Linked DNA regions of Homo sapiens: regions 2, 3 and 4 are each linked to region 1. The links are chromatin contacts, found by Hi-C or POLR2A ChIA-PET in ENCODE. All regions are on one chromosome and are shown on one strand. Each heading gives the region's core, a stretch centred on a gene start or an enhancer-like site at or near the end of the contact. The rest is flanking DNA. Distances are from core to core; before and after follow the strand shown.

The links. A loop is a pair of places that touch in the nucleus more often than their neighbours do. ChIA-PET counts read pairs that join two places held with the same protein, here RNA polymerase II (POLR2A). Pooled maps may share reads with other maps.
Region 2: a map of OCI-LY7 shows a loop between it and region 1 (3-fold over the local background). The contact joins the promoter of PIF1 here to the promoter of PARP16 in region 1. A Hi-C loop is called at or near these places in 4 of 168 maps with a recorded cell type or tissue (GM12878, OCI-LY7, naive thymus-derived CD4-positive, alpha-beta T cell and 1 more), 8 of 37 single-sample maps with no recorded cell type and 14 of 50 pooled maps. POLR2A ChIA-PET finds 5 or more read pairs at or near these places in 6 of 52 experiments (Caco-2, GM12878, HCT116 and 3 more).
Region 3: a pooled map shows a loop between it and region 1 (5-fold over the local background). The contact joins the promoter of DENND4A here to the promoter of PARP16 in region 1. A Hi-C loop is called at or near these places in 1 of 37 single-sample maps with no recorded cell type and 7 of 50 pooled maps. POLR2A ChIA-PET finds 5 or more read pairs at or near these places in 2 of 52 experiments (activated CD4-positive, alpha-beta T cell and activated T-cell).
Region 4: a loop to region 1 is called in a map of CD4-positive, alpha-beta memory T cell, with 15 times the contacts of the local background. The contact joins the promoter of SPG21 here to the promoter of PARP16 in region 1. A Hi-C loop is called at or near these places in 5 of 168 maps with a recorded cell type or tissue (CD4-positive, alpha-beta T cell, CD4-positive, alpha-beta memory T cell, CD8-positive, alpha-beta T cell and 2 more), 7 of 37 single-sample maps with no recorded cell type and 18 of 50 pooled maps. POLR2A ChIA-PET finds 5 or more read pairs at or near these places in 9 of 52 experiments (B cell, WTC11, activated B cell and 5 more).

What each region holds. Positions count from the first base shown.
Region 1 is chr15:65,285,513-65,288,212 of GRCh38, reverse strand. PARP16 (poly(ADP-ribose) polymerase family member 16) reads left to right here and starts at 1,330. Exons shown (of 6, transcript NM_001316943.2): 1 at 1,330-1,960. The coding sequence starts at 1,787. SNORA24B (small nucleolar RNA, H/ACA box 24B) reads left to right here and starts at 2,622; the gene lies at 2,622-2,700. RefSeq lists an enhancer at 886-935 and a silencer at 1,086-1,645.
Region 2 is chr15:64,824,397-64,827,131 of GRCh38, reverse strand. PIF1 (PIF1 5'-to-3' DNA helicase) reads left to right here and starts at 1,485. Exons shown (of 13, transcript NM_001286496.2): 1 at 1,485-1,563. RefSeq lists enhancers at 1,223-1,352, 2,542-2,735.
Region 3 is chr15:65,791,024-65,793,723 of GRCh38, reverse strand. It overlaps DENND4A (DENN domain containing 4A), which reads left to right and starts at 1,431. Exons shown (of 33, transcript NM_001320835.1): 1 at 1,431-1,714. It overlaps LOC105370866 (a long non-coding RNA gene), which reads right to left and starts at 1,251. Exons shown (of 3, transcript XR_932372.2): 1 at 952-1,251. RefSeq lists enhancers at 735-1,354, 578-1,543 and a silencer at 1,545-1,874.
Region 4 is chr15:64,988,479-64,991,178 of GRCh38, reverse strand. It overlaps SPG21 (SPG21 abhydrolase domain containing, maspardin), which reads left to right and starts at 1,265. Exons shown (of 9, transcript NM_016630.7): 1 at 1,265-1,514. RefSeq lists enhancers at 832-891, 932-1,001, 1,057-1,556, 1,557-2,058 and silencers at 1,072-1,561, 1,682-1,731, 1,534-1,828.

The DNA of each region.
Region 1 (2,700 bases), core at 81-2,580:
GTGACAAATATCTTCAGATAAGCAAATTTTATATATCCACCCAACAAACAATTCTTGAGGCCAAGGAGGTATCAGAGGGTGGCTTTTGTCTAAGGGCCTGCAATGAAGAAGAGGTGGAATGAGAGATGGTTCCCTGGTCTCCTGACCCACTCCAAGCTCTCCCTTCCTGGGGTCTGAGCTTCAGAAGCCACCTTAGAGTTCCTGGGTCCTATGAGAACCCCCATGGCTTTTGAAGCACTAGGGGCCTTGTGGTTCTAGGCCTCAGAGCAAACAGATTTGATGTGGGCTCCTGGGAGCAGCCCCCAACCTTTACCTGGCAAAAGAAGATGGGAAGCTCTGTGGTGTCTGGGGGACCAGTCTTCGCCCTACCTCCCGAAGTCATAGATGCAATCCAATGGCATGGGACCACCTCTCCTCTGAGTCCAGGGCCCAGCACAGCCTGGATGCAGAAGGAGAAGTTTCTTCCTCAGAAGATCCTGCAGGGTAGGAGTGTGTGCGGTGTGTTGGTTTAAGCACAATGGTCTGTGTTTAGATTTGCATGTGACCATGAGGTCACACTTTGGGGTTTTCTCTAATGAAGGTTCTGAGTAGGGAGAGGGGATGGGAGTCTAGTCCTTACCCTCCAGCAGAGTTAAGTCAATGCCCCTCTGCTCTCCCCCAAGCTCCCTGTCAGAGAGGTCTCCCAAGGAGGATCTTGGGGCATTTGAGGCCAGAGACTTAAGCAATTCAGAGAATTCTGGAGGCTGAAAAGCAGAGGAAAAGTCTTTTGGTTTTCCAAAGATCTCGGTGTGAATCCTAGATTTACCCATCTGGCTGTGGGATCTTGGGCAAGCATTGCAGCACTCTAAGCCTCAGTTTCCCTGGGTGTTAAATGGCTCCTTCTGTGCAGTTTTGGAGGGAAAAGATTCAAGAGAGACAATAGGTAGCATTAATACCCCAAGGAAGAGAGGTAGGCTCAGTCCGCAGAGCTGGGACAAAGACAAGTACAGGGGCGGGTCGAGAGGGTGCCCACATCAATTTCTACCAGGGCTGCTGCTGCTGTGAGGATGGCTGGCAGGGGCGTGGGCGACGTCGCCCGGCACACACTGGCGGCGGCAACTCTCGTAGCTGCGGGTGATCGGGGTCTGGGAGGGGCGGGCACAACCCGTACGGTGGAGCTGGCTGGGGCGCGAAGGGGCGGGCCCTCGGCTGGGCCGGGCGGAGCGCGGCGGCGGGAGGGGAGGTAGGCCGGGCAAGGCAAGCGGACGTGAGCTGCAGGCGGAAGACAGGTGGCGCCGCGGGCAGCTTGGCGAGAGGCGGGACTTCGGCGGCGCGGCGGGAGGCGGGGCAGGAAGGCGCGCGCGGCGCAGCAGCCTCGCCCGTCGCGGAGAGTGGGCTCTGCCCGCCGTCCCCCGGGGGCTGCTTCCCGCCCCAGGCCTCCGCGGAGGACACGTGTCAGCACGTTCCCGCGGTTGTCATTCCATTGTCATAGCCCTTCCCCTAGGCCGGGAACCCCTCCCCCCCACCAGCCCCAGTTCCTTTATCCCTGGGCCCAACCTCCCCGCCGACCCGCGGTCCAGGCCTCGGTCTCTCTCTTCGGCGGCGAGCCGCGGCCCAGACCCCGGCAGAGGACACTTGTCGGCACGTTCTCACCCCTGTCATCTCAGCCCCCTGCCTAGCTCCACCCCAGGCTTGGGAACCCGGCCCCTGACGGCCCATTGTCCGCGGGCCCAGCCCCCGCGCTGAACGCACGCTCGCCCTTGCCCCTAACCAGCGCGTCTACCCCGGCAACGCGCAGTGACCTGGGATGCAGCCCTCAGGCTGGGCGGCCGCCAGGGAGGCGGCGGGCCGCGACATGCTGGCCGCCGACCTCCGGTGCAGCCTCTTCGCCTCGGCCCTGCAGAGCTACAAGCGCGACTCGGTGCTGCGGCCCTTCCCCGCGTCCTACGCCCGCGGCGACTGTAAGGACTTTGAAGCCCTGGTGAGTGTGCTTTGTCCTGGCGCTGCCCACTGCGTCCTGGACCAAGTGCCCTGTGGAACCACAGGTAGAGGCAGTTCCATCCGCATTAGTAAACATGACAGCCGCCAGACTTTCCATTCCCAGCTTGGTCTTGCCTTGCCTTGGGGAAGGTTTCCATGAGCTAAGAACACTGCTAACACCCTCATGTCAACGCTCACTCCCAAGGCACTTGGTGGCTGCTTCTCTCCTGTCAATGACAAATGACTCCGAGGACTGAAGTGAGGAATAGTTGCATAGTCCTCCACAGATTTTCTAGCCTGGCCAGGAATAGGGTTGATGTGAATCAGCTGTTTTGCTTAGCTAGAAAGTTATCCATCCTTTTGCAAATAATTAGACACCAAAAAGTCACCAAAGCCGCCCAGACATTGGTCTTCAGATGAGGTGATCTATGGGCAGTACTTTTATAAACTGTAACATCCAGTACATATGTAAGCTGTTATTTCTCTGATTCACCAGGCACTTTTTTTGCAGAGTTCACCTCTGGGTCAGCATTCAAGATATCAGTTATCCTTATAATCCAAATGTTTGGAATTGCCTAGAAAAATATAACTTACCAAAATCGATTCAATAAAAAGCAGAAAATTGAAATCGCCAATAGCTGATATTCATTAAAGACACTGAACTCCATGTATCTTTGGGACCTGTCAAGTGTGGCAGTCTCCCTTCCTTGCCATGGAAGAGCATATTCTTGTTTACCAGCA
Region 2 (2,735 bases), core at 236-2,735, 460 kb after region 1:
ATTCTTTCTTTGCTTTGATGGGCATTTTGTCCAATTCTTTGTTCAAAACGCCAAGAACCTGGACAACTTTCAGTCATCACCCTCTACCGCTAACAGACTGGGAGCAGTGTGGTGTAGTAGCTAAGCCCCATGGAGTGATTAAGCGAGCAGGTAATCTGGGTTCAATGTTTGGTTTTGCTCTCCATATCAGCTATGTGACCTTCAGTAAAATCTCTGGAAGCCTTGCTTTTTTCTCATTTGAAAAATAAGGTCCGGGCTCATGCCTGTAATCCTAGGACTTCGGGAGGCCACGGTGGGTGGATCGTTTGACCTCCGGAGTTCGAGACAAGCCTGGGAAACATGGTGACATCCCGTCTATACGAAAAAAAAATTATATATATATATGTGTGTGTATATATATATATGTGTGTGTATATATATATGTGTGTGTATATATATGTGTGTGTATATATGTGTGTGTGTGTGTATATATATATATATATATATATATATATATATATATATATAAATTAGCTGGGTGTGCATCTGTAGTTCCAGCTACCTGGGGGGCTGAGGCGGGAGGATCACCAGAGCCCAGGAGGCGGAGGTTGCAGTGAGCCACGATCGCGCCACGGCAGAGGTTGCAGTGAGCAGAGATTGTGCCACTGCACTCCACTACAGCCTGGGCGACAGAGTGAGCCCTAAGAAGGAAAAAGGAAAGGAAAGGGCAATTTAATCCATGGTAGTTATCATTATCTGTAAAATGAGGTAGCCAGACTCACCTGTAAGATCCTTTCCAGCTATGTAATTCCAAGCTTCAATGAGATAATAAAGATGATTAAAAGTAAATTCTTTCAGCATCCTGTGCAAGAAGAGGGATACAATTTCCCTGAAGACAGAGACTCTACTCGCTTCCGCTGTACCCTCTGGCACGTGGCACAGGTCTCAGAGTTTCTCACTCATGGGCCTCAGGTGGGTGAGAGAGCCAAAGCGTAAAGTCCCTTACAAAGGCAGAGAAGGATGTAGAGTTGGGGGCGGGGGAGGGATTGGGCAGGCCTTGGGGTGGTCTGCCCAGAACTGGACAATGGTACTGTGAGTGTAAACAGGGGTGTGAGAGTCCAAAGGCAGATCTTCCCCAAGGCTAAGCCCAGCCTCTGTGTGCGGGCTAGAGGGGAGAGGGAGTGTGCTGGAAGGATGGTTCTGAAAATAAATCTTCGGAGTCGCGTAGGGTTTTCAGACCCGACACCACGCGCCGCCGGGTGGCTGCCGCAGCGGCGGCCTCCTCCCACCACGCCCAGCCGTCCACTGGATTTGGTATGCTCAGCCACCACCATAAACCTCCTTCCTCTAGCAGGCAATTGGTACAGCCCAAGCTCCTGGAGTAGAGACGCAAAGAAAGACACGCCCATTGTTACGCCCCTACCTCTGAGTGGCTGGAGAATTTAAAGATCCAGTCGGTGATTGGGTGATTTTCTGCCTCTAGCATTTGAAAAATTTCTAGTTTCGGAGCTTAGCCACAGGCCGGCTACGATCTGCTTGTTCATCTGAGTGTCGGCACAAGTGAGTGTCTGCCCGAACCCAGAGGTGGGGAGCAAAGAGCCTGATTTATCTAGGGGTTTCCGGCGGGAGGGTGCAAACAAATGGGTCAGCCTGAGGGAGCACGGCTTCTAGGGTCCCAGGGTCCCCCGCGATTTCCCTAGCCGAATATTTTCCACCTCGTCCCCACCTTGGTGGTGGGAAGCGCGAGGGCATGGGAATCACACTGACTTTGACTACTAGCCGCTGTGGCTTATGAAGGGCAAGTGAGTTTCCCTCTCTTAGCCTGTTTCCACGTCTGTACACGGGGAAGAGTGAGACCTGCCCGCTGCATATAAGCCAGTGAATGTACCTACAAGGCAGAAGTCGCTTATTACACGGCAGCCCTCTTTGCATCTCCCCACGGGCGATTCTCCTGCTTCCTGGGGAGAGTACTCTGAGGATTCATGTGCTCGCCCTGGGTCTCGGGGAAGGAGGATTCTTTCTGCGCAGGGACCCCTGTTCTAGTGAGGTCCTTGCAGGACACCTGAGGCTCCCTAATCCTCGGTGCCCATCCGCCGCTCTGGAAATTGTTGTGTAGCACGGTGTGTGTGTATATGTGTGTGTGTGTGTGTGTGTATATATATAGAAATTGTATATATATTGTGTGTATATATATATAGAAATTGGATATATAGAAATGGAAATTGTGTAGCAGGGTGCGTGTGTGTATATATATATATACATATATATACACACACACACACACATATATATAATGTATGCATATGTATGTATTTATATGTATGTATTTTTTTTTTAATTAGAGGGTGTCGCTATGTTGCCCAGGATGGTCTCGAGTTCCTGGGCTCAAGCGATCTTCCTTCTTCAGCCTCCCAAAGTGCTGGAATTACAAGCGCCCGCCACCACGCCCGGCTAATTTTTGTATTTTTAGTAGAGACGAGGTTTCACCATGTTGGCCAGGCTGGTCTCAGAACTCCTAACTTCAGGTGATCCGCCCACTTTAGCCTCCCAAAGTGCTGGGATTAAAGCGCGAGCCACTGCGCCCGGCCCAGGGCATATTCTAAGGGTGGATTTTCGGTTAGCCCAAAGCCCTTTCTCCGTCTTTGTGACCTCTTTGTGTTACCAGTGACAGTCCTCGTGATCTTGTGTAGCCTTGACCCTGCTCCCTGTCACGTCCTTTATAGCACCCATTACGTCCCCTATAGCACCCATTACGT
Region 3 (2,700 bases), core at 182-2,681, 510 kb before region 1:
GCAAGACTCTGTGTCAAAAACAAGTCTTTTTTTACAGCTTTAACTGACATACAGAGGACTACATATATTTAAAGTATGCAACTCGATTGTTTTGTTTTGTTTTAAAGCAAAATCTTGCTCTGTCACCCAGGCTGGAGTGCAGTGGCACAATCTCGGCTCACTGCAGCCTCCGGCTCTGGGGCTCAAGCGATCCTCCCACCTCAGCCTCTCAAGTAGCTGGGACCACAGGCGCACGCCACCACGCCCGGCTAATTTTTTGTATTTTTGGTGGAGACAGGGTTCTCGCCATTTTGCCAGGCTAGTCTTGAACTTCTGAGCTCAAGCTGACCCTCTTGCCTCGGCCTCCCTAAGCGTTGGGATTACAGGCATGAGCAAAGGCGCCTGGCCTCAGTTATTTTTCTAACCTTTATAGCATGTTTCCCCTTAAAATGTGCTTAAGTACTTTTTTATTGTCCCTCTTCTCCCACTAAACTGCAGTTTCCTGAAGGCAAAGGTTTTCTGTTTCCCTCACCACTGTGCACCCTCTGTATGGATGTTTGTTGACTGAATGAATGAATACAATGAAAGAACTGGAGGTAGGAAATAAAGTTGTAAACTTGGTTAGTAAAAGGCTATGCAATTTAGGAAAAGTTGACTTTAAAGCAGAGGGATTTTGGGGGTCCTGTTTCTTCTTTCATTTGTCCATGGAATAATGTCTAACATTTATTGAGTACTTTCAAGCACTATACTAAGTACTTCACAGGTACTATAGAATTTAACTCCCGAGCAACCCCATGGGGGTAATCAAGCTTTATTAACCTCATCTGTCAACAGCCATCAATGGTGGAGAGCCACAGTCAGGTTTAAGTAGGCCGTATCCAATTAATCCAAAGTAATCGACACCCCGTCAGTCAACAATAGCTGTTTCATCAACGTACTTTTCGGAGAAACCCCCTGAATTCCCCGCTTTACCTTTCTATCTTGGGACCGAAACCTACTCGGCGGTTGCTAACCCTTAAGGGAGTTTCCTGGAGAATGTGAGCACCCTTGGTGGAGGAGCAGCAGCTGCTCAGATCTAGCAAGTCTGAGACGAACCGAGCAAGGCAATCTCAGGACTCCCAGAGTGCCGGGGAGGAAGGAAGAAACAGGTCAGTTGGCGCGAACTGGATTCTTGTGCCTCTGGGTGACGAAAGGTGAAGGGATTGTACGCTTCGCCCACGCCAGCCTGGGGCTCGGGATCTCCTGACCCGACGGGGAACCACGGTGCGTTTCCCCAACTACACCGCACGTCACGGACTAAGGCGACTTAGTCCCGCCCACCTTCACCGCCCCATTATCAGTTTGGCGCTAGGACCCCACGACCCTCAACTCGGCCCTCTCCTCCCACTCGGGCCAGATCCGGCCTTCGATTGGTGCTCGCGGGCGTGATTCCCGCCCCCGCCCCTTCCGTCATTGCCAAGATGGCGCCGGTCGCGGTGGCCGCGGAGGCTAGAGTCGGAGAAAGAGGCGGAGGCAGTGGCGGCCGCGAGGGGAGGGGGAGTCCCGTCTGACTGAGACGGCAGGCCTGGGCGGGCGGGCGGGGGTGCCGCGAAGGGCGGAGCGCCGGGCTGGGGATGAGCTAAGCGGGCTCAGAGCGCCGCGGCATTCAGCCCCTCGTGTTCCGCTACCGCGCGTGCGGGATTCCGGCGCCGCTCTCCGAGCTCGATCCGCTGCTCGCACGGGAGCCAGCTGGGTGGTGAGTGCGGGGGCGGCGACCCGGGCAGCGGTGGCAGGTGGAGCTGTCACGGCCCGGAGAGGTGACAGCCGGGGGCGCGGGAGCGGGGCGGGTGGGTTCGGGGAGGAGGCACGGATGGCCGAGATCTCCGCCCGAGAGCTCCTGAGATCCGGGAGGTGCTCCGCGGCTCGGTCCGCCCCGGGATGGCGCGGCGGTGCTGAGAGTAGCACCCGCGCCTCTGCGTCGGACGCGTGGGGGGCTCCTGTGTTTTCATTCCAGATTTTCTATTCCAGGCTGGCCTGGGGCTGTTGTTATTTGGGAGTGGGGGCGGGGAGGGGGAGGTCCTGGATCTGGGATTTTGACAAGCCCGTTACGTAAGTCGGAGGTGGCTTCCCGGAATCCCACCTGCTCGGTATCTGAGACAGGCGGCGGGGGGAGCCCGGGGTGCCTGCAGGCCCACTTTTCCTCCCAGGGTCTGTTCAGCCTTCCCCGGCCCGCGGGCACGGGTTCTGCGTGAGCGCGGCCAGCGTCCAAGTTGACCAGTTTTTTTTCTAGTCTTTTTGGGGGGGTGTGTGGTGGGGGAAGGGAACTGTTCCTGGTTACCACCATTCCCTTTGAAGTTTATTGTTTTCTGGAGGTGGGGGGCAGGAAAAACAGTAAAAAGCTTGTGACCTAAAATTGGGTCGCAGCGACAGCTTTTCATTATCGTGCTTTTAAATGACAGATGTGCTGGAAGATTGTTGTTGTTGTTCCAATGTGCTTTTAATTCAAACGTATGGTTACGCCTAGAACCGTAGAGAGAGGTTTTTGTCTTATAGGACAGTTATTTCTTGTTTGCAACAGCAGGACAGGCATCAGTCAACAGGCATGTATTTATTTGAGGAGAAAACGCGTGTCAGCCAGCTAGAGACCCGTGAGGGCAGAAATTGTATTACTCTGTGAATATGTTATTCTTTAAAATGTATTATACGTTAATGAAAAGAATAGCCCGAATGTAAAAGAAGTCT
Region 4 (2,700 bases), core at 16-2,515, 300 kb after region 1:
CTTGGCCTCCCAAAGTGCTGGGATTACAATCAATATACATTTAGTACCTATTATTTATGGGCTAATCATGTGCTAATGGACTGGTGGAATCACTCTATTCCCTTTGCTCTAGATTGAAGCTTCGAGACCACCTGGGAAAATAGACAACTAATGTAATGAATATCCATAACCAGTTTCAGAGACAACCAGTAGTTTGCAAGTTATTCCACCCATTAAACGATTCCAAATGTTGGAGAAAAGGCCCCCAACTTAAAATACTCCACGGAAACGTGCTCTATACATCTATGTGGTGCTTACAATAAAAGATGAATTCCTGCGACTGAGTTGCAACCCCGAAAGAAATGATTTAGAGAAAAAAAGAAAGAAAGAAAAAGGTAAGTATGTCACCGTGCTTTTGGAAAATGCTTTTGGGATTTGTCCAAGTTCTAGAGTGGAACCCAAGGCTCCTGGGCCAGGGGACAGAAGTGATAACTAAGTAGGATGCAATTTAGTTGGAATCTTCCCTGACCTTAATCCCATAAACAGTTGCCTAGGTAAAGGCAAAGTCTACAGGCCCTAAAACAGGGTACAAGCTTTCCCTAAAACATATTAGAGAGAGGCACTTTCAACAGGACCTTGTTGCAGGATCCCTAAAAAAAAAATTCAAAACAAGGAGATTTACATGTTATTCACCTTATCATAATTTCAGAAATATTTTACTAATAAAAAAGGAGTCGTGAAGTCTGGAACACCTTAAGACGTGACGTCTGCAACACCTTAAGAACAATGATTACAAATGTATTAATATTCTCTCTGATTTTAAGGGAAAAGTGATGAAGGAACAGGAAGATGGGTGGGCGTATGTTCCCAGAAATCCCCAGAACGTCAAAAAGGAAGCGGAGGCTTTGAGTGGAGGACTACGGAGAGCGTCTACGGTTGTGCCAAAGGAAAAAAAATGTTCCTAAGAAAAGAGTATACAAAGTTGTGTTCATCAAAGTCTGGAACCCAAAGGTGTCCCTCCAAAGCTGTACACGACAGAGAAAACGCGAACTGAAAGAAGAAGCAGGTCCCAAGGGGCCAGGCGCCTCCTCCACCTCCTCCTCCTCCTAGGTACGTAGGGCAGAACTAAGGCTGACCCAGACGTAACTCAGCCCTCTCCTCACGCCAGCCGCAGCCAAGCATCCCACGGAGCCTCCCCCCGCGCCCGTCGCCGTGGCGACCGCCGGGGCCACGCAGCACCGCCCCTTCCTCGCGACGTGGCCCCGCCCTCTGAGAACCCGGAAGCGGGAGTCTCGCGCCAGCTGAGCGGCGGTCGGGCGGGGGGAGCGCGGCGGCCCAAGCTCGCTCGGCCACGCGCCCCGCCCCCTCAGAGGCCGGCCTCCCGCACGCACCGCGCAGCCTGCTGTGCCCGTGGGTCCCGAGTGCTCCGCCGCCCGCCCCGACCCGGGCCCAGCCGCCTCCACGGCCCGCGCTCGTACTGGAGCGAAGAGCGGCCTCCTGAAGGAGGGGAAGGGACGTGGGGGCGGCCACGGCAGGTGAGGGTGGGCGAAGCCCTGGGAAGCGGCTGGGTGTGCGGTATGCGGGGTTGTAGGTGTGTGTGTGTGGCGCGTGGCTGCCTTGGTTGGTGTGACTTTGTGAGTGTGTTCTGAGTGGGCCGGTCCATGTGACCACGCACGTGATCACGTGCCCTTGTGAGTGTGTGTCTGGGGCCGAATCTGGGCTGTGGGGTGGTCGGTGTGCTTGTGACCCTGCCTTTGTGTGGCTGTCACCGGTGGGACTGGCGGGGAGCTGTGTGTGAGTCTCCAGCGGGAGGTGGGGGCGGCACAGGGCTTAACCGGGGCATCCTCCTGTAAACCCATCCTGGGGCTACACGACTGCAGCCCAGGAACATTTCTTTCTTTCTTTCTTTCTTTTTTTTTTTCTCAGCAAACTTTTAAGAACTGTGAGCAGAGGCCAGTAATTTTGGAGACAGGACCTCGGCCTGAAAGTGATAGATGTCTTTGTTGTTACTGAGTGTGGGCCAGGTGTAAGGTTTGTAAACGGGGGATGAGGAACAGAGCGGGACCGGAGTGTCTCATTTTTCCTCTTCTCGTTTTCCTGGGGAGTTATAAGTTAGACATTTATGCTGCTTCCTTTGTCTCCACCTACACTGGTTCAGCTCCTTTTGGCACAAAGATTCAACAAATTAAGGAGTAACTTTTTTTTTTTTTTTTTTTTTGAGACGGAGTCTCGCTCCGTCGCCCAGGCTGGAGTGCAGTGGCGCCATCCCAGCTCACTGCAAGCTCTGTCTGCTGGGTTTACGCCATTCTCCTGCCTCAGCCTCCCGAGTAGCTGGCACTACAGGCTCCCGCCACCACGCCCGGCTAATTTTTTGTATTTTTAGTAGAGACGGGGTTTCACCGTGTTAGCCAGGATGGCCTCGATCTCCTGACCTCGTGATCCGCCCGCCTCGGCCTCCCAAAGGGCTGAGATTACAGGCGTGAGCCATCGCGGCTGGCCACTGAGGAGTAACTTAATAGCTGTGTCCAAATTCCAAAAGCTTTTTTCCCAAGAGCATGAGAAGAGATGTCACAGATGTCAGGTAGGCACCTTTTCCTCCTGTAAGGTTTAGAGATAATGCAATGAAGAAAAGAGGGATAGATCTCCCCTGAAGAGATCTAAGAAAAGGATAGCTGTGTACTTCTGTGGTGAGGGATGGAGACGTGCATTAAAAAGCCAGTT